Linked DNA regions of Mus musculus: all the other regions are linked to region 2. Evidence: chromatin loops called from intact Hi-C (ENCODE). Cell type or tissue: gastrocnemius. All regions are shown on one strand. Region 1 has its middle 18 kb from the start of Gm35155. Region 2 holds the start of Mycn (v-myc avian myelocytomatosis viral related oncogene, neuroblastoma derived). Region 3 has its middle 34 kb from the start of Gm24208. Region 4 has its middle 47 kb from the start of Gm34637.

Region 1 (5,000 bases), 130 kb after region 2:
GAAATTCCCTCTAGTCGATGAGTGGGGGACCTATTATTATATGCATGTGAAGTTATCTAGCAAATGAATAGAGATCTACCCATTTATTGAGTCAATATTCACTTACTGTTGAGGACCAATAGTCCCTCTGCCAAGGACTGAGGGATTTCTTGGATCGTGCTTTCAGCGCTTTGTTACCCAGGACTTCACTGGTCCTCTCATTCTCTGTTGATGGAGGCTAGAGCAGCCCCTTAGTCTCACTGGGCAGGTGGTGGAAAGCCAGACTCAGTCCCTGCTTCCAGGAACGCATGCAGGTAGTCGTGGCAGGTAATCTGATGGGGCCATGAGCCTTGAGTGGCAGCTTTTCATAAGAGGACCCAACTCTAAAAGTGAGATTCTTTGGCAGAGACTCAACAGCTCTCTACAGAAAGTCCAGGGTGGGGAAGTCTTTCGGTAACTGGCGGTTGGGATGTCTGGGGTGAAGGCTTAATGCTTGTACAACAATTCCTGGTTCAAGACATTATAGGCAGTGGCAGGGGTGAAGTTGGGGGACAGGGGAAACACTGGGGATTTATGGGGGTTATTAGAAAAGCACTAGAGCTAGTTAAGAGATGCAGTTTATGGACTAGAGAGATGGCTCAGTGGTTAAGAGCACTGACTGCTCTTCCAAAGGTCCTGAGTTCAAATCCCAGCAACTAAATGGTGGCTCACAACCATCTGTAATGTGATCTGATGTCCTCTTTTGATGTGTCTGAAGACAGCTACAGTGTATTTACATATAATAAATCAATAATTTTTTAAAAAAGAGATGCAATTTACAACGTAGGCAACATTACGTTGTGGAAGACATTTTTTTCTTGTTTATGCTGGGAGGAAAAGAATTAGAGATTCCTAAATATTTCATTCACTCGAGAATCCTTTACTCACCGTTCTGTGATCTACCAAGTGTTGTGCTAGGGCAGCGGTTCTCCACCTTCTTAATGCTGGAGCCCTTAAAATAGTTCCTCTCGGTGCGGTGATCCCCAAACATAACAGCAGTTTCATTGCTACTTCATAACTGTAATTTTGCTACTGTTATGAACCACAATGTAAATATCTGATATGCAGACTATCTAATATGTGATCGCAGTGTGGTCTTGACTCATAGGTTGAGAACCACTGGGCTAGAGAAATGCCTGCAGGCCGAGCGATCATTTCATTCTCTAAGCACTGCAGAGGAGATCATTTCATTCCCTAAGCACTGCAGAGGACTGGAGGCCCGGCAACCAGGTGATGCGACAATGGGGCTGTGGCTTTTGGTAGGACAGTTATTCAGCAGGGAATAAATCAGTGCTGGCTCCAGCCTCTGCCCTTTTATCTGTTTTTCTTTTATACCCTCCCCTCCAAAAGACCTTGAGGACTGCAGTCGATCCCACTACAAAACAGTTACACAATTCCCCAGGAGAAGGCACATTTCCACCTTGGCCGTGAATAAGTCCTTTCTTCTCTCTGACACTGCCCAGTGGAGGCCCAGGCTGGAGGGTTGGGTCCGGTCTGCTCTGGAGGGGAGGGCTGAATAGCTGTTTGCTTTTTCATTAAACAAAGTCTGCTCCGCAGGGCTTGTGGTCACAGGTGCTCCTGGAGCCCGACAGAGCAGGTATTACAATTCTCCTCTGGCATGCAGGTGAACAGCACGCAAGCAGCCTCAATAACGGTGGTCTTTTTTTTTTTTTTTGTGGGGCTGCCGTCCCATAAATGACTTCTTTGAAGAGGCTGCCCGGGGACTGCGGGACCCTCCCTACAGCACCCACTTGGTCACTGGTTCTGAAAGCTAGATTGTCCCACACGAAGCCCTGCCCTTCCTTCTTCGACATTCCTCATGCTGACCATTGTCTGTAGAAAGAGGCCATTGTCTACCGCTGACATATCTGCTGACCGAGCCGCATGAAACAAGGGGAGCTTTGGGGAGAAAGCAATCCACTAGAAATAACAAAACCCCAAGCTCCGCCTCAGAGGAGGCTCAGACTGGCCTGGTCAATTTCCTGATGGCTGGTGTTCCTCCCGGGAGGAAGTGCCCACCACCACGGGAGGGAGGGTCCCTTTTATCTTTGGGTTGGAATGACACCATTCGTGCCTTTGTGTCAACAGCACTGAGAGGCCTTGTGGAGGGTTATGTGGCTAGTGCTGAAGAGAGCTTGTTTGAAGAGGGAAAAAAAAAAAACCTATCACAGAATGATGTTTACCCAGCAGGCTGCTCCTGCCAATGCAGACTCTAATGCCCGCTGCAGTCAGATATACCCGCTGCCCAGGCTGTTTTGGCTTGCCCTTGGCCTTGGGTGCTGTCGGGCCAGGAGGGCAGGCAGCTGGCAGACACCGGAGGTTGGTGCCAGCTATTAACCATGGAAACTCGCCTCTGCCCTGCGTAAACAGCCAGGCTCTCTTCCAGCCTGCCCCACCCCCAGCTTCCTCCCTGCTCCTATCCAAAACTAAAGGCTCACTATGCCTGGGACCGCAGAGGCTTCGGAACCTTGCCGGTGGCCTGGCCACCGGCATGTGTCTGTCAAATTTTAAAATATACTCACTTTGGTTCAGGGGAAATGTTTTCGGGGATTAAGCAGCAGAGGCCCTTCTGATTCAAAGGGTCACCCCCAGGACCTGGGCCAGGGGCTCTTTAGAAATATGGATCTCAGCCTGGTGAGGCAGTGTAAATGAGCGTCTGGATCATAGGAGGAATTCTGGGGCTACATACAGGTGGAAGGAAGGACCAAAGGAACGAAGGGACGAAGGGAGGGAGGGAGGGAGAGGGAGGGAGGTAGAACGGGAGGGTAGAAGAGAAGAATCCCAGGCCTTATCCTGCTGGTTCAGAATTTGCATGTTAACCAGAGCTGCTATATCTGTACTCGCCCATTCAAGTCTAAAAAGCAGTGATCCGATCAAATAGGTTCTCATACTGTCCACCAGGATCCCCTGGTCCTGGCGTCTCAGACCTAGAGAACAGACCGAGTTGCTCCGTTCACACTGTTAAGAAGCTGTGGCTTGAGCGCAACCAAGACTGGCGGAATAACCCATACAATTCCTTAGGAAACCCATGACACTCTTTCACTGGCCCCAGGGTGAGAGATGCCCTTTGGTGCGTCTGATGTAGTGAGAGAGTGTGTTAGATGGCATCTTCATCAGGAAGTCTCCCTGGTGTTCTAGAAGAAGCCTATCTGTGACCCTAGAGGTTGACGCTGTATCATCACGTTCTCCTCTGATTACAGGGGTGTGGATCTCTGCCCTCGCATCTTCTTAAAGTGAGTTGGGTGCTAGAATTTTAACGTTTCCCATCTAGTCCCCATGCCCAGGCTCTTCCCAGCCACTGTGGCTGAGCTGAACCTCAGTCCCCTCCATCCACATCTGGCAGGCCTAACCACTGGGAAGTCAGAAGGTGACTGTATCTGGAGATGAGGTTTTAATGCACGTAAGATAGTTCAAATGACACAAACCCTAAGCCAGGGTTCTCAATCTCTGGGTCACCACCACTTTGTGCATAGAAGGACCCTTGCACAGGGTCGCATATTAGATATCCTACATATCAGATACATGTATTACAATTCATAACAGTAGCAAAATTTACAGTTATGAAGGAGCAGTTAAAATAATTTTATGGCTGGGGGTCACCACAACATGAGGAATCGTATTAGAGGGTTGAAGCATTAGGAAGGCTAAGGTCAATTGGTGTCCATATAAGAGTCTATACCTGGGTGGTGGCTCAGTTGATAAAGTGTTTGTTGTCCAAGTCATGATGATGCAAGTTTGATCCCCCAGAACCAGTGTGACCCAACTAGCCTATAATACCGATAGCTCTGGGGAAGTAGATTTCCAGGGCTCAGCAGCTAGCTAGTGTGGCTGGATCTCTGACTTCCAGGCTCAGTGTGAGAGAGAAACCTAGTCTCAAAAAGTAAGATGGTGAGTGACTGAGGAAGATCTGATATAAATGTCATATGACACATGTGCATGTGTACAGATGTGAGCATGTATATCCTTACACACACACACACACACACACACACACACACACACACACACACAGTGCTTGCAAATAAATACCCAGGGTAAAAATGAAGACAGCTTATGGGTCAAGGCCTTAGGAGAGAAACCAACCCAACTAATGTGTTGATTTCAGACTCTTGGTTTCCATTATTACGAAGAAATTCTGTTCTGTTGATTCGGTCATTCTAGCTGTGCCTTTAGAATGGAAGTCCCAGCAACCGCTGCACCAGTCTGTTAAGTGCTTCCTGGCAAGCTTGGATAGCAAGTGATATGTTTTGCTGGATCTTAATGTCTTGGATAGTCATCATAAGCTTGTAACATCTCATGCTTAGCATATGTGGGCGGTCCATCACATTCTGCTTTGCCTCAGGAATAAACGTGGGCTGAGAAAGTTGTCCAGAAATCCTTTGCTGTCAAGCATGAGACCAAGGGCACAGGAAGTGGTGTGTGTGATTTTGTCTGGATATTGGACTCTTTAGGAGTCTTCCAGTAACCAGGTCTTCATACTGTCTTTCTCACAGACAAGAGTAGGCTGTTGTCTCACAGGTGAGCAGCTCATGGGCTCAGAGGTCTGCAGAGAACAGAATCTTTAGGTTTCATCTGTCAAAACTTGTCTTCCAGGATCCAGGAAAAGATGAGCATGCTCTGCACAGGCTAGATACCCATGAGTTTCTGTTCTGGCCTCTCTTTATGAATGGGATGTATTGAGTCTATCCAGAAAGATGCAGCAGGCAAGTCACCTCAGAAAGACAGTGGGGAATAGATTATACTGTCAGAAGGGGCTGGCTTGGCCTGAGGCTGGCTCCTAGATCCAAGTTGTTCAGTGGACAGTCTTCATGTGGCTAAGTCAGGTCTGAGCCATGTCCTGGGGGGAAAAGCATCTACATCTTGTTATTCCAGATGCCTTTTTTGGCATCTACCTCCTATTACTTCTTCCCTTTTCTTCTTCTCTTCTCTTGCTTTCTCAGAATAGGGTTTTACTATATATCCCAGGCAGGCCAACTTCTCAT
Region 2 (5,000 bases):
CTGACATATTGTTCAGTGTATTTTCTACTATGCTAATCTGTCTGTTTTGATAGTTCTACTTTTTGCAGTCAAATCTTAAAAGCCAACCTATTTTCATATTTTACTTTTTTTGTGCAATGCAGAATATAAGTTTTCTTTTCTCCTCTTCCTCCTCTGTCTTTTTTTCTTTCATACAATACTTCCTCATCGTCCTCCCCTATCCCCGACTTTTTAAAAAAATAAAGTCAATTAATCTGCAGGATTTTTTTTTTTTTTAGTATGTATATGTGTTGACCTGTTTGCCTCAGAATGCATGCAGAGATCAGCAAACAACTTGCAGGAGTCTTTTCTCCCCTTCCACCACGTGCATGGGGCCTCAGGCAGTTAGACATAGAGGAAAGGGTCCTTACCACCTGAGCTAGCTTACCAACTGGGTCCCAGGGATTTTTCAACTATTTTAAGCAAAAATTACAAGTCCTTTATTTTGTTGGGCCTGGGTCTTGTGGTATAGTCCAGGATGACTTCGGACTCCCTGCCTCAGCCTCACGAGAGCTGGAGTACAGTACCACAAGGGACTGTGCCTTTATTTGGGCAGGAGAAATTTGGACTCAGTAAAATAGTCCCAGAAGAAACCCAAAAGCTGGATGAGGTTGTTGGTCTACTAACCATGATGGATTAAATCCTCCTGGGTTTGTGTACCTGTGAGCTGTCTTTATTTATTTCATTTGGTAAAGAAAGAAATATAGGAAGGAAGGAAGGAAGGAAGGAAGGAAGGAAGGAAGGAAGGAAGGAAGGAAGGAAGGAAGGAAGGGAGGGAGGGAGGGAGGGAGGGAGGGAGGGAGGGAGGGAGGGAGGAAGGAAGGAAAGAAGGAAGGAAGGAAAGAAGGAAGAGTAATGCAACATCCCCCCATCATTTTATTTATAAACCAGATCCACTCTTTAATTCTTAAAGGAGCCATTCCTGTTGGGTGTGTGTCTATTTTTTCTAGTGTAGGTGAGGTCCATGAAGCTGTTGTCCTGGTCCACATTGGGTCTTAAGATGTGAACAAAGTCTTGGTTTCGAAGACCACCAAAGACTCCTTTCATTTGTGTGTGTGCCCCTTGGAATCGTGAAGTGAGTGCGTCAACATTTATTTGTAAGAAGAATAGTTGGGTTTCTGGGCAAATCCACCAAGAATGGGCATTAGGTAATTTTTCTCTATGCACAGCCTTTTATCTTTCCACCTGCCAATGAAGGTACCAATAAATACTTTCTGACTTTTATCATTCTGCTAACCTTCAGATTCAGACTTGCTGGTAATTTCAGTAATTGCTGGTTTGCATTAAGAGCCGGAGATTAGAGATTAAGGTCCAAGGAAGATAAACGATTTGCTCAGAGGCATATAGAGCAAGTAACCAGGTCACCTTCTCTCTGTCCCCTCTTTTCTGAAACATCTTATCTTTTAGCAGAGTGAAGAGCACAGGTGTGGAGAGAGAACTTTATCCATAACTAACCAGGCCATCTTAGCCGACTTTCCCAGTCCCCTGCTGCTTGAGGGAGTTCTAGTAGGCTGGTCAAAGTGTCCTTTACGTGTCCGCTGCTGAAGTTCTGAGGAAGATTCTAGAAGCCAGATGTGGTGGCACAGACCTGTAGTCCCAGAGTTTGGGTAATGGCAAGAGGATCAATTCAAGGTCATCCTCCTCAATAAAAATAGAGTTCAAGGTCATCTTGGACTATATGAGACCTCGGCTCAAAAAACAAACAGAAACACCTCTCCTCCCCCCCCCCCCAAAGCAACAACAAAAAGAAAAGGTTCTGGGAGCCACACCTATCTCTCCCCCACTGTGCCACTAATAAACAAAACTAACCTGCCAGATCTGGCTGTCTAAAAGGGTTCCTTTCAATGGAGCCTACCTCCAGCGGCATCCAGGAACACTTACCATACAGCCCCTGCTGTGTATGTATAATTACAATCTGAGGCAAAGTTTTCAGAGAGCCAGCATCTTGAGGGAGAATTCAGCGGGAGGTCTCGGTTTGGAAGAGGCCAGGGGTGTGAAAATGAGGGTGTTAAAGGCTTTTGCAAAGGTAATGGGTTTTACATATGTGAGCCCAATAAGAAAGGCCTTGGAAGGGTGGCTCACCCTCATTCACGGCTACTTCCTAGAACCTGCCGCAGTCCCCAGAATTATGTAGGCATTCGGGGACAGATGGGAAGACTTTCACACATGCTAATACACATTTTGACCTTGACTCTCTAGGCATTCTCTTCTTCCTCGCTGGAGGTGAATGAGGGGTGTCATTTTCAATTTAGAGGGAAATGGAGACGCTTCCCCACAAACAAGCTTAAGGGTTTAAGGATAAATCCCACCCTACTGAGAATGTGTGTTGAAAAAGGGCTTCACCCAGGGACCCAGGTTACTCCTGGAAAGTTTTGTGGGGCAAGAGCATTTATTTTTAGCCCCACATTTAGGAAACAAACCTTTTAGCATGCTTGCCTAGACAGAAGTGAGACGCTGTGGGATGGGGAGGGAGGGAAATGTGCCCACGGCTGTGAGGAAAGAATACACGCACCCTGCTCTAGTCTAAATAAGATGTCGCGCTCTCTCTGTTCACGCCAGCTCGTAAGTGAGGCAAATGGGACACAAAGAGGCCAAATTAATGATGGCTTTCCTTGATGTCACCATCCGTAGGAACTCGAGGTATACAGAGCAGTCAGTGATTTGGGCAAGGAAAGCAGCGGTCCGTAATTCAACCCTGGCTTCGGAAAGGCTTTTGTTGGGAACGGTGGGCGCGACTTCAGGGGACGTCCCTCCACGCGTTTCACAATCCCTTCCGCGGTAGCAAGGATTCGCTAATTGTCTCGCGGGGGTGGCCCCACTCGGGCTCCGAGGCTGGGCGGTGCGGCTCCGCTTTCTGCTTGGTCTCCGCGAGGTGTCGCCTTCGGCCGAAGAAAGCGGTAAGGCGCCACCCTCGTAGCCCGCACTTATTTATTTTCAAACAAGGGGGGCGCCCCTTCCTTTCAATTTGAAACTAGAAACCTCCTGCGGTCTGTTTCTACGTGGGCGCGTCCTCGGCCTCCCATTTTGCACTCCTGTGTCGCCTTCCTTCGAGATCACACACGAACAGCCCCTCGACCAGGCCTTGTTCCACTTTAGCCTGGAGCTCATCTTTCACACAAACATACACTCGCGCGCAGTCCACGCAGGGACTGGGCTAGAAACCTCTTTTCCCATTCCCAGAACACACCCAGCGACCTTTAAAAAAAAAAAAACACGGAGTGCAGCGGGTGCAAGCCAGGGGGTCCAAAAGGGAGGGGGAAGCACTCCTCGGGTTTCCCAGCTTTGCTGCTTGCAGTCTGAAAAACGAGAGGGGGGAGGGGGAGAGAGGGAGGGACGGAGGGGGAGAGGAGAGGAGGGGAGGAGGGGGAGAGGAGAAGAGGGGAGGAGGGAAGGGAGAGAGAGAGAGAGAGAGAGAGAGAGTCGGAAAAAAAGAGAAAAGCAAATGGCTTTTGGCGCGAAAGGCTTTGGCGCCTCCCCTGATTTTTATGGAAATCAAGAGGGCGGGGAAAAGCCTCTTGCCTCTGCCTTTCTCCCTCCCCCTCGTCTGCGCCACAGCCCCCTTCTCTCCCCGCCCCCCGGGTGTGTCAGATTTTTTCAGTTAATAATATCCCCCGAGCTTCAAAGCGCAGCCAGTGACAGTCATCTGTCTGGACGCGCTGGGTGGATGCGGGGGGCTCCTGGGAACTGGGTTGGAGCCGAACGAGCGCTAGCCAGGCGTAAGCGCGCACACACTGCAGCCGCCGGAGGACAACCCCCTCCCGCCGCCGCTCCCTCAGCCCACCCGGAGACCCCAGCCCCGAGTCGCCTCCGGATCCCCGGCAGTCTGCGGGAGGTAAGAAGCGGTACTTGCGAAGCTTCGAGCGCCCGGGGAACGGCGGAGCGCTGCGGCTAGGCAAGCCCCTGGACGCGGCTCCGCACCCTGCACCCAAATATGCCGGGCTTTTCTGGGGGAGGGGGTAAGGGGGCAACACACCGCGTCTGCTTCCGAAACAAAACCATCTGGGTTTTTTGTTTTTTTTTTTTTCCTGAAAAGCCTATTCAGCACCCGAAGGCACCCTGGCTGGAAGAGACCCGCCCTAATCCCTTTTACAGCCCTGGCCCAGGCAGAGAAATAGCTTTAGCGAAAAGAAATTCGCCCGGCTCCACAAGATTTGTCTGAGTGTGAGGTGACTGGGAACCGGTGCGTCCCCACCCCAAGCTGGGGTTCTCCAAAAGGTGCCGCGGGGAAAGAAGGAAAAGGGGTTAGGCGAAGCTAGGTGCCTGAGTGATAATGTAGGTCACGGCTGCTCCGGCTTAGGAGACGCGATTCTCGCCGGCGACCCTGCACCATTCCTAGGGATGGGGTTCAGCCTTTCCCCCCGCCTGTTGAAGAGGTTGAGGTCTCTGAAGGAAGGGGAATGGAAAGGGTATAGGTATAGGCAGCGATGAGTACCAAGGGTATCTGCCAAGATTGAGGCTCTAGGTCTAGGTGGAGAGGGTTGTATGTAATTGCCTGTTGTTGGTCTGACTGGAGAAAGGCCCTTAATAATTAATAAAGTTTCCTGAACCCCGTTAGCGTTTGCGCTCCCGTGATCGCATTTCTGCAAAAGGGGAATGAAAGGTACTTCAATCCCATGCCTGGTAGCTGGGCTAGAGAGCAAGGACTTCCTTTAAGCAACTAGTGCAAGTGGGGTAGTCGCGCTAGTAAGAGCTGAGATCTGCAGCTTGAACAGCCCCCCTCCCCCAGGCAGTGCCTTGTGTGAATGAAACGGCAGTTTCCAAAGTTGCAGAGAGCCACACCACCCCCTGCATCTGCAAGCCCCCTCCCACTCCCAGTCTTAGACAGCTTGTACACAAAAGGAGGGAGTAGGGGAGACGCTCAACTTTCTCCCACCTTCCAGAGCTGTGGGGAGCTTGCAGAAGAGATTGGGGGCTCCCACTGCCTGTCCCCACCAACCCACCCCTTTGGCTCATTCTCTCTTGGTTTGCCTATTGGTTGTAGA
Region 3 (5,000 bases), 270 kb before region 2:
GCTTCAGTCACTGTGGCCTGGGTGGAATCTGCATGAGCCCATGCTTCAGTATATCAGAGCGCAAGGTCACAGCTTCTCTAAGCTGTGGTTCCTTCATGAAAAGGAAAAGAATGTGCATTATTCAGCAGCCTATCAGGCGTTCTGCGAAAGTTCAGTAGATGAGGGGCACTCGTACCGTATTTCTTGTTATTTACATTATTTCCATTGTCCTTGTACAGTGCTGCAGTGCGTACCTTCTCAGAATGTTGTCTTGAACACTGAATTCAAGACTGAACACTGGATATTTTCCAGGACCAGACCGCCAGTGCCAGATTACTTTCTGAAGGGGTTGTGCTGATTGACAGTCACACTAACAACCCAGGAAGAGCCTTGTGGAATATATTTTATGAATTAAAATAGAACTTGTTGTACTTAAACCTTGCTGTGTGTTTATAGAGTATAGATCAGTGCTAGTGAGAAGCAGATAGGAGGCACTTCCCACTTGACTCTGTACCCTGCTCCTTCCCTGTGACTGCCACCACCCCCACCCTTCCTACCCCCACCCGGCCACTATATTATGGGTTATAAGCTAAATATAAACTAAGATCTAAGCTTGAAGTCGGTCTTTTTTTCTTTTTTCTTTTTTTCCCTTTTCAAGGTAGAACTATGTGGCAATGACTCAGTCTGCCCCAGATTTAAAAAGAAAGAAAAGAATTGGTTCCTGGCCAATTGGAAATGGGTAGAACCATTTCGTCACATTCCTTGCCTTGTTTTGACTTAGAGAAATTATGTGCTTCATTGTCATTTGATAAGATACATTAAATAAATTAAAAAAAAGAGTAAATGCACAAGGAAACCCAGGGTAGATTTCCTTACAGCAATCTTATCGTTTGACTAGATAATGTCATTTTCCAAAGGACTAGTAGCAGTCCCGAAGTGATCTGGTTTCGTGGGAGTGGAGGAGGGACTATTGGAACAAAAATGCAATGGTCCAGGAAGGAAAGGGAGGGATACTAGTTTGCTATTGTGAAGGATGTCTTTCAAGGGAGGAAGAGATGAGGGAACTAAAGGGGGTTCCTGGGGGGTGGGGTGGGGAGGAGGGATGGGATTTATAGGGAGAGAGGGCACTGTAGGGGGTTGGTTCCTTTAAGGGAGGAAAAGATTGAGTATTTTGCTGTCAATTTCTGTTCAGTTGTTTTAGATTCATTTAAAATTCTTTAAAGCCTTAGTTTCTTTGTTTCTGATATTCCACTTCTAGTTAAACTATTGAGAGAAATCTGAAAGATTTTGCAATCTAGGAGGTCTGCAGGACCCAATAAGAGTTACAGACTTCTCTTTAACCTACTCACATCAGAGTCTGTTAGTTCAAGGACAGAACCCAGGACCACTGAGAGAAACACAGAAGTAGCTCTCAGAGCTTTTCTCATGGCAAATTTTTACCCTAAAGATGGCCCAAAGGACATGAGAGCCAGATTCCTTAAATGAAGTGCAGGGTCTGTCTAGACCTTGCCTCCAGGAACTCTGCCGTGACTGCTCTGGATGGAGTAGGCCTTGGGTGTCCCAGGTGATGCTAGCAAGCTGTTTTAAGTGGAGCCTGATCCATCCCTATGCATGCATGCATGCACATGTGCATGAGTGTGCATTCAGGGTTTTGTAGAGAATCTCGGATAGAAACTGATTAGAGGAGGAGAGACTATTACTTGAGTGTTGAAGTAGTGATGGCCATCATGAGTTTGGCTTTTCCTTCCCCACATATTGTGATTCCCTGGCTGCTCGCAGATGTTAGCTGCTTAAAGTCTGACTGGACATAAAGGGAAATTCTGTGTTTAGACAAAGTGGTACTGGACTGGTGGGAACTGATTCTGATCTTTTACTGTGAGGAAATTGTTGTAAAGGGGGCTAGCAAGAAAGCCCTGTAGAAGCCATTTAAAGTTCATGAGATGGCATGCTTAGCCACAGTCAGACTTACAAGCGCTTGCTAAAGAACCCTGAGACATGCTTGAGCGAGGACCGGCTTACAGTCTCAGACTACAGTTTGAGATATTTTGTTTGGCATTAAAAGCCAGGCAATTTGGAGAAATTGGATCATATCCGTATCATTACATACTGTTTACTTAAAATATTGGTATTAGTACTGTAGACTGTAATAACAAATCTTGTAATGTGTGTCCATCCATAAATTGTTACTCGTTTTCCCACTGGCTCACAACCCAGCACCAAGAAAACACTGCAGAATAAAACCTATGTGCTAATGGAGACAACCAGAGTCAGGGTGTGTGGGTTTGTGGCTCACTTCCCAGTTCTGTACACTAGGTGGTGCTAGTGTCGCGCTGTGAATACCCACAAAGGCCTGAACACATGTGTTGGTGTATTTTTACCACTTGGGGTCACTTAAGGATTACCTGACTTGCCTCTTTTCCATCTAAGCAAATTCACAGATTCCAAGGAATTATTTCCCCATTACATTTGTCAGAGTCTGTGGCTTTTTTTTTTACCTAGATCTTGAAGGCCAAGAAGTGTGAATTGGAATTTTTTTTTTCCTTAGCGAATTGGCCCCACATGGCTAGTGCCTGGGTGGTTCCTCCTGTCACAGTATGGTGGACTACCCCCCACCCCACGCCTTCTCTTGGGCCCACCATTGGAGACTTCTCCGTATAAAGATTTTCCATACATGTCAGGATCGTGCTTACGCTAATTGCTGTGCTCATTAACATCTCCAGAACTTGGAGTGCTTTTTCTCAGTCATTTCCTTTGATTTTGCCTGTCTCTGAAAGGCCAGCTCTGAACGAAGTGAGGTGGGTATCACATTAACTAATTGCTGACACCCACCGGCTTTCTTGCCTCCTATGCAGCTGATCCCAGGAATTACACCATTGCCCCTGGAGAGCATGCTAGAAATTTGTGGAATGGCCCTGGTGGACTTGCCTGCCTGTGGGTGGGTATGGGTGAGGACAAGGGCAGGATGTGTGGGCTTGCACAGCTTGGACAATGAGCCTAGTCACTTCATATGGCAGCTCATGGGGACTTATGTGAACACTCAAAACGTGGATGGTCTTTCAGAATCTCCCTTCTCAGCAAGTAACTTCTATTTTTCTTCCTTTCTTCCTTCCTATCTTTTTTTTTAAACTTTCTTTGATGTGTTTGCATATTTTATGTGCCTGGTACCTGTAGAGCTCTTAAGATGATATTGTATCTCCTGGAACTGGCGTTATACATGACTTGAGCCAACATAGGTGCTGGAACCAAACCCAGGTCCTTTGCAAGATCAACAAATGCTCTTAAGTGGGAGCCATCTCTCCAGCTATATACCTTCTGCTATCACTGAATAGCTTCTCTCCAGCTATATACCTTCTGCTATCAGTGAATGGCTTCTCTCCAGCTATATACCTTCTACTATGACTGAATAGCTTCTTAGGTGATGGAAGCAGAACTGAGTCACCAACTCAAGAACATCCTCTGCTGGGGCCATTTAAATCTGTGACAGAATTCATTTGGTTTCTACCACTGAGTGCACAGTTAAAATTACACTCAGTGTTATATAGTTTATCATCTGTGTCAAACCCACCCAAGAAAGTGAGATAGGCCTCTATTAATTAAATCCAAACTAAGACGCTTAAATCTTTTATTTCCCAACCTTCCTCCTTAAATCCTCTCCATTCATACCACCAACCCCTATGTAAAAAACAGTAAGTATCATTTATTGGTCTATACTGTGAACTTGGCATCATTCTAAGTACCCATTCTGGTTCAGTCCTAACAACCCAGAAGCTAGGTTACCTTCATATTTCCCAAGCATCACCAAGAGGGTAGTTACTAGTTTAAAGATGACATGGCTGGAAAGTAATGGTGCTAGGACTGCCTTTATTCTTATGCTGTTGCCTGCTGGGAGATCTTCCCTCCTTGACTGTCAGGATCTTACCCAGTGTCAGGGCCCTGAGTCATCCTACCCAGCCCCTTGAATGAAAAGTCTGCTCTGGAATGCCACCCAGAAGCCAGATATTTTGGATTCTGACTCATGTAAGAGCCAGCGCTATCCTTTTTCAGGTAAGGAGCCTGAGGCGCAAGGGTCTTGGATGTTGAGTTTGTCAAGCCCTGGAAGGTGGGCTTTCCTGCTGTGCCCCTCCAGGAAAACCTCAGCTCATCTCTTTGTCTCCCCTACACATTATAAATTAGCTAGCGGGTCGTGGTTGTGCACGCCTTTAATCCCAGCACACGGGAGGCAGAGGCAGGCAGATTTCTGAGTTCGAGGCTAGCCTGGTCTACAAAGTGAGTTCCAGGACAGTCAGGGCTACACAGAGAAACCCTGTCTTGAAAAACTAACTAACTAACTAACTAACTAACTAACTAACTAACTAACTAACTAAGCAAATTAGCTCTAAACTCTCTAAAACTGTCACATACCTATTCCAGGTGGGTCAAGGTGCTGCTAGAGCAGTGGTTCTCAACTTGTGGGCCACCAACAGTTGTATATCAGATATTTATTTTACCATTTATAACAGTAGTACCATTACAGTTCTGAAGTAGCAATGAAATGATTTTATAGTTGGGGGTCCCCACAACATGCAGAACTGGATTAAAAGGTTGCAGCATTAGGAAAGCTAGGAACCAATGGTCTAGTGAGAGGCTTTTGGGCTACAATGCCTCTTCTCCCTCTACAGTGTGCAGGCATTCTTACATTGTGACCTTTTCCAACTGACGAGACTATCATGCTTAGATGATGGAGGCCTTCAACAGAAAAACACCGAGACTTTTCACTCCGAGCAGGAAACAATATCCCATAGTGTAATAACCCCAACAGAATGGAAGAATAGACCACTTTCAGTAAAACAAACAAACAAACAAACAAACAAACAAAAAACAAAAAAACAAAATCACAGCTTTTTCAGCCTTCTCAAGAAAACCTTTGACCAAAATCTGAGCATGATTTTGAGCATATGGGCCCCAAGTTCCAATTTGCTGTGGCTGAGATTTCACTGGTACGATGGACCAACACTCCCAGAGAAATATGTGAATTCATCGTG
Region 4 (5,000 bases), 320 kb after region 2:
CACTGTAAATGATAAGTCGGGGCTTGTGAGAAATGCCAATAGTACAAATGTTTGTTCAGCCTTTCCTCAAAGCTAGTTCCTCTAAGAGTTTTTGGCCATAAAGTAGAGTACCTCAAAGCTGGAGGAAACTGGTGTCCTGGGGGGATGGAGATGACTGTAGTACCCATACAAATGGTAGGTAGCAAGAGGGTCTGGACCCAGTCACATACCCTCCAACACTTGCAAACCCCCAGCTAGCTGGCTGTGGGTAAAGTCCTGTCCTCAGGGAGCTTATGTCTCTGCACTCAAGGAGCCAGGATGGTACTTCCTGAGAGCAATTATTAATCAGCAGTAACAGTGGGGAACCTAATGAAGGATCATAGCACTGGGGCTCAGCAGCCTACAGGGCGCTGAGTGTGGTTAGGGAAAAGCCAGTTTCCTCTCACCCTTAAGGTGATCTCTTGCTAGCCCCAAAAGATAGCCTAGAAAGTCCTGCCTACATAAAGCATGCCCTAGGACATATCATGAACACTTGTAGGTGGACAAGGAGTTAGCCAGACTAATGGAGCAGACAGAGGGACATGGAGATGGGAGCTGTTGCCCCAGGGTCTCTGTTACTTTCCTCTCATACCCTCTCACCTGAGGCTCAGCATCCTTTCAAAAACAAAAAACAAAAACAAACAAACAAACGAAAAAAAAGAGAACGAGGAAGAAAAGGCAGGCAGGGATGAGTGAGACTGTTCTCAACAATTGTTCTACCAATGGGCTGCCGAGCTGTGTGGTCCCAGGGAGACCCTTTCAAGGCTTGGTCTTTTGTGTGTGGAGAGGATGGTGATAAAGCTTTCCTGCTCCTGTGGACCCTGAATGAAAGTCAGTGGTTGAAAAGAGCACGTGAACTGGCTGAGTGGGGAGGCAGCCACTGAAGGCTCCCTGTGGCATACCAGCCTCTGGGAAAGCCGGGCTGTCTGACCTGGTGTTTTGGCAGTCACGTCACTTGCTTCAGGTCTCAGTGTATGTATGTGTGTGCACTTGAGTGTGCAGGTGTCTGCGGGTGTTTGCTGCTGTAGCGAAGGGCTTGGTGGAGGGAGTGACAATCTTGTCATTCTGTTTTTCTAACTCTGTAGGATAAAGCCTGTCCTCTAAGTTTAGTCCTTTGCCTGGCACCTGTCACGCATGGGCATGTGTGCACATGTTTGTGTACTGTGTGTTTGTGTGTGTGTGTACTATGTGTGTGTGTATTGTGTGTTTATGTGTGTGTATGTGACTGTGTATGTATGTGTGTGTGTGCATAGAAGTCAGAGAACACTTGGCTGTGGTTTCTCAGGTACTAACTATCCACCTTGTTTTTAAGACATGGCCTCTCAGTACCCAACACTGGCCATCCAGGCCGGGCTGACTGGTGAGCCCCGGAGATCCATTTCCCCCGGGTTCGGATCAGGTATGCCTCCCAAGTCAGTCGTCCTTTTTACTTGGGTACTGAGTAAACTCCGGTCCTTGCTGCAAACCCTTTACTGAATGAAGCATCTCCAAGAGCCCAACCTGTAGCCTTTCACTCTGCCTTCCCATGGCCTTGTCACTGAAGCTTCTTGTCCTGAGAGCAGGGACTTGTATCCACTGTGCTCTGCTCACTCCCAGTCCACATGTGTGAGACTCCCTGGGAAAATGCGCCTCACAGTGAAGCCAGGGAGGAAAAAAGAGTTGGTCCTGTCTGATGTCTCACTGCCTTCCTACACTGTACTGGACATGCCAGTCTAGATAGTCTCAGATAGGATTCTAGGAGGGAGATATTTCCCTCCCATTCTGATGCAGTCATCAAGGCTCAGAGATGAGCTGTGAATAGCCAGTAGCACAGTGGTCACCAGGAGGGGAACCCAGGGCTTTTATTTTATTTTTCTGTCATGAATTCTGAGGCATGACTATCATGCTTCCAAGACCACTGACAACGGTCCCTTCTTCAGGCAGGTTCCCCACGTGGGAAGCTTGTTCCTTCTCTTTGGATCCTCAGTGTTTGAGGCCGACCTTCTCTGTGACAAGGCCACTCTCATTCTCACTCTCTTATTTCAATTTTACCCAGAGCTGGTGTAGGACATGAGGAGTTGAAAGAATGAGTTCTACACCGTGGTCTGTGCAAATGTAGAAAGCATTCTTCTTTCTCGGGGCTTGTGTTTCCCAGTTAGTGATATAGGCTTAGTCTAGAATGCTACTGTAGGGCCTCTCCAGCTCTGCATTGCATTCTTAAACATTCTTTTCTGAAATCCTAGCCTGTCTTGCAGCAGCTTCATCCCTCTGGCTAGCCTGTCTTAAAGCACAGCGCCACCTTCTGGAGATGAGCTTACTATGGAGTCACAACTTGTCCCCTCACCAGCACTCCCAACCCTCCTCATACACACACACACACACACACACACACACACACACACACACACACACACCCTTTGGCCTAGCGTCTGGCTCTGGATCCTCCCTTCCCTGAATGCCAGGCTGGAAACCTAATCAGTAGTCCCTGTCTGTCGGCTGTGGGCACCGCTCTTCAAACTTGCTAGGCAGCTCCAGTGGGGAGCCATGGCTTTCTTTCATCCAGAGGTTCTGATGCCTTTCCAAAAGCTAAGAGCTGGGGCCACTGTAAGCACACTTGAGTCCCGAGGCAGCTAAAATATGTAAGGGATGTGTTCCTTTGGAAAGCAGAGGCAGAAACAGCTAGGGTCCCCTGCCCCCACATACTTCCCTTTTTGTTTTTGTTTGAGGGATAGAAATCATCATCAGAAAAGTAACCAAGGAGGTCCCCAGATATTCTCAGATTCAGTGACATATTTTTTATTTTATGTTCTCAGTTGGAAAAAAAAAAACAGTCAAGAAAAAAGACATAGAAGGGGTGTGTTTGGAGTTGTCTCTGGGCACCTGGCCTTTGTTCATTTGGTGTCTGTCTTAAGCACATACAAGGGGCTACTCTTATGCTGTCATACCTAGATGGACTGAGGACTCAGTTGCCACAGGCTTTTGTCCCAGGGGCTGTCTGCTAATTACCTGTGGGATGAAGTTCAGACTTGTCTTTTTGTTGGAGAAACTCAATTGCCTCCAACGAGATAGGCTATGTGTGGCTTTAAGAACCCGGAAGTACACCCAGCATCTATCTGTCTGGGGACATTAGCTGAATAAAGTCTAGACATGACAGGTAAGAAGGAGCTCTGGTCTCAGAATTACCATGCACGCCCTGCTTTCTGTGCTTGTAAGCATCTTCCCTCTGCTGTCTGGAGCACCTTGCTCTACAAGGGGAGAGTAGATACAGATTTCTAAACTCTCCAGTTCATGGTTCTAGGAGTTAGTTGCCTGCTGAGTTTTCATCCCGACTCTGCCTCTTAGCATTAGACGTTAGGTTAGAACAGGGGCAGGGAGGTGCACGGGTCTATTGCTCTGCCTGAGCTTCTGGGTTCTACCTGCTTGCAGGGTTCTTCAGGGGCAGGGGCAGGAAGACCTATTTGGGTTGTGCATGGTTCCATGCTTAGAGTCACCAATGACCGTCACTGAGGTTCCCGTCCTAGCTAAACTACAGGAGTTGAGAACAGTTTTGGAGGAAAATGTAAATAGTTCCAAACGATGCACTTGCTTGCTTCCGTTCAGTCTGGTGGTCCTGCGCAGAAACACCCGTGTGCCTAGGTGCTAAATGAAAAGGCCCACAGGGAGGAAGTCCAGAAGGGTGCTACTCTGCTGCCGGCACCCAGCCCTGTGGCAGTTGGCGGGAGCTGTTGGTAAATCGCTTGGAATCCTGTGGGTACCTTGCCATGTTCATTGAAGATATTAACACCTTTTGTCTAGAGCCAGAAGCCGGCAGTTCAGGCACCTGGTGCTAGACTTAGCTTGTCCAGTGGAGAAATTAACATCATAAAACTCAGTTAACAGAGATGCCGTGGGTTTAATTAGTTCCTTAACAATTAAAGAAGAATTATGAGAGCTCGGGTTTGAGCTCTTCAGCTTCGAGAGCAATTCGGATGGAGTGGATGGCGCTGGTTGATGTCTCCCCTGAAATTCTTGCTTGACAACGTGATTTGGGGAATTATTTATGTTGCCCTGCTTCCAGGCGAATACATACACTTTCCTATAACCCCAAAGGAAGTACTTCCTGGTTACCTCCCTAGCAACTCTTTCAGAGAGAGCCTGAGGCTGGAGGGAAATGGGCGAGTTCTATCTTTAGAGTTCTGTTCACTCTGCATTCCTGCCTCCCTCTATCCTCAGCAACCCCACACTGATTCTGCCCCTTTCTAAGCTCTGTGGGCATTGTTGGAGCTATGTGGCATTATTGGTTTTCCAGCTACCTCTTTATTGTATTCATTATGCACTTCTTTATAAGACATCATAAGTGGGGATATGGCTGTTGTGCCGTTTATCTGTGGCAGGGGGATTTAGTCAGGGTATAACTGAGAGTGGGGATAGCCACCATGACCAGTGCTCATTCTGGAAGCCTATCATCTTCAGCCCATTAGCCTTCTGCTTTCTTCAGGATGGGAACAATTATAAAGTGTTCTCTGAACATGAGTCTCTTGAGCCACTAGATATGGAACCAGTCATTCTTTATAATCTTGCTACTATCATGGAAGGTGTATGGGCTTATCAGGAGTGCTCTAACCCACATTTTCTGTGTCAGGTTATGTGCTCATGCAAGCTCTCCTGGCATTTTTAAGAGCATGAGGAGGTATAAGAAGCACTGGCTATCTCCCAGGTGTGCTTGTTCATTCTAGGGAAGGCTGGGCAGCCCAGGTTTTCTCTTCCTTGGCCCAGAAGATACTCTTTTCTCCCATCCATCCCCTTTTCCCATCCCTCTCTGGCAGCAGCATTGTCTCTGAACCGTCCTTGGTGGTCCAGCTTCAGCATCTTGCCAGGCTAGGCAAAGACACCATGCCATACTGACAGATGGTCCTAAGTGGAACAGACAGCAGAAATGAACGTTTATCAAATTTGGGTGGTGAAGACCCTGTTCCCTCAGCAGAGGCTGTCAAACAGCTGTCATGTGGGAACATATGGTCCAG

Evidence for each region. Hi-C counts contacts between places; a loop is a spot of excess contacts. Peaks named below come from ENCODE experiments on the same cell type or tissue, not always from the same donor. Only the 100,000 strongest peaks of a DNase experiment are listed, where the experiment ranks them.
Region 1: it touches region 2 in a loop (7-fold over the local background); 2 of 42 quality-filtered maps call a loop at or near these places.
Region 3: it touches region 2 in a loop (7-fold over the local background); 25 of 42 quality-filtered maps call a loop at or near these places.
Region 4: a loop joins it to region 2, with 9 times the contacts of the local background. A loop is called at or near these places in 27 of 42 quality-filtered maps.

Annotation. Positions count from the first base shown.
Region 1 is chr12:12,807,635-12,812,634 of GRCm38, reverse strand. No RefSeq gene overlaps it. Among named protein-coding and RNA genes, the nearest start is that of Gm35155, 18 kb to the left of the region's middle. In gastrocnemius, no CTCF peak of the experiment used is centred here; DNase peaks (open chromatin) are centred at 1,516 and 2,352; H3K4me3 peaks cover 906 bases; H3K27ac peaks cover 829 bases.
Region 2 is chr12:12,940,486-12,945,485 of GRCm38, reverse strand. Mycn (v-myc avian myelocytomatosis viral related oncogene, neuroblastoma derived) reads left to right here and starts at 3,650. Exons shown (of 3, transcript NM_008709.3): 1 at 3,650-3,850; 2 at 5,000. RefSeq lists an enhancer at 2,851-2,879. In gastrocnemius, a CTCF peak has its summit at 2,882; DNase peaks (open chromatin) are centred at 2,067, 2,915, 3,623 and 4,774; H3K4me3 peaks cover 2,489 bases; H3K27ac peaks cover 2,066 bases.
Region 3 is chr12:13,212,389-13,217,388 of GRCm38, reverse strand. No RefSeq gene overlaps it. Among named protein-coding and RNA genes, the nearest start is that of Gm24208, 34 kb to the right of the region's middle. In gastrocnemius, no CTCF peak of the experiment used is centred here; DNase peaks (open chromatin) are centred at 2,285 and 2,584.
Region 4 is chr12:12,620,429-12,625,428 of GRCm38, reverse strand. No RefSeq gene overlaps it. Among named protein-coding and RNA genes, the nearest start is that of Gm34637, 47 kb to the left of the region's middle. In gastrocnemius, a CTCF peak has its summit at 2,280 (motif pointing left); DNase peaks (open chromatin) are centred at 2,315, 3,421, 3,721, 4,903 and 1 more place.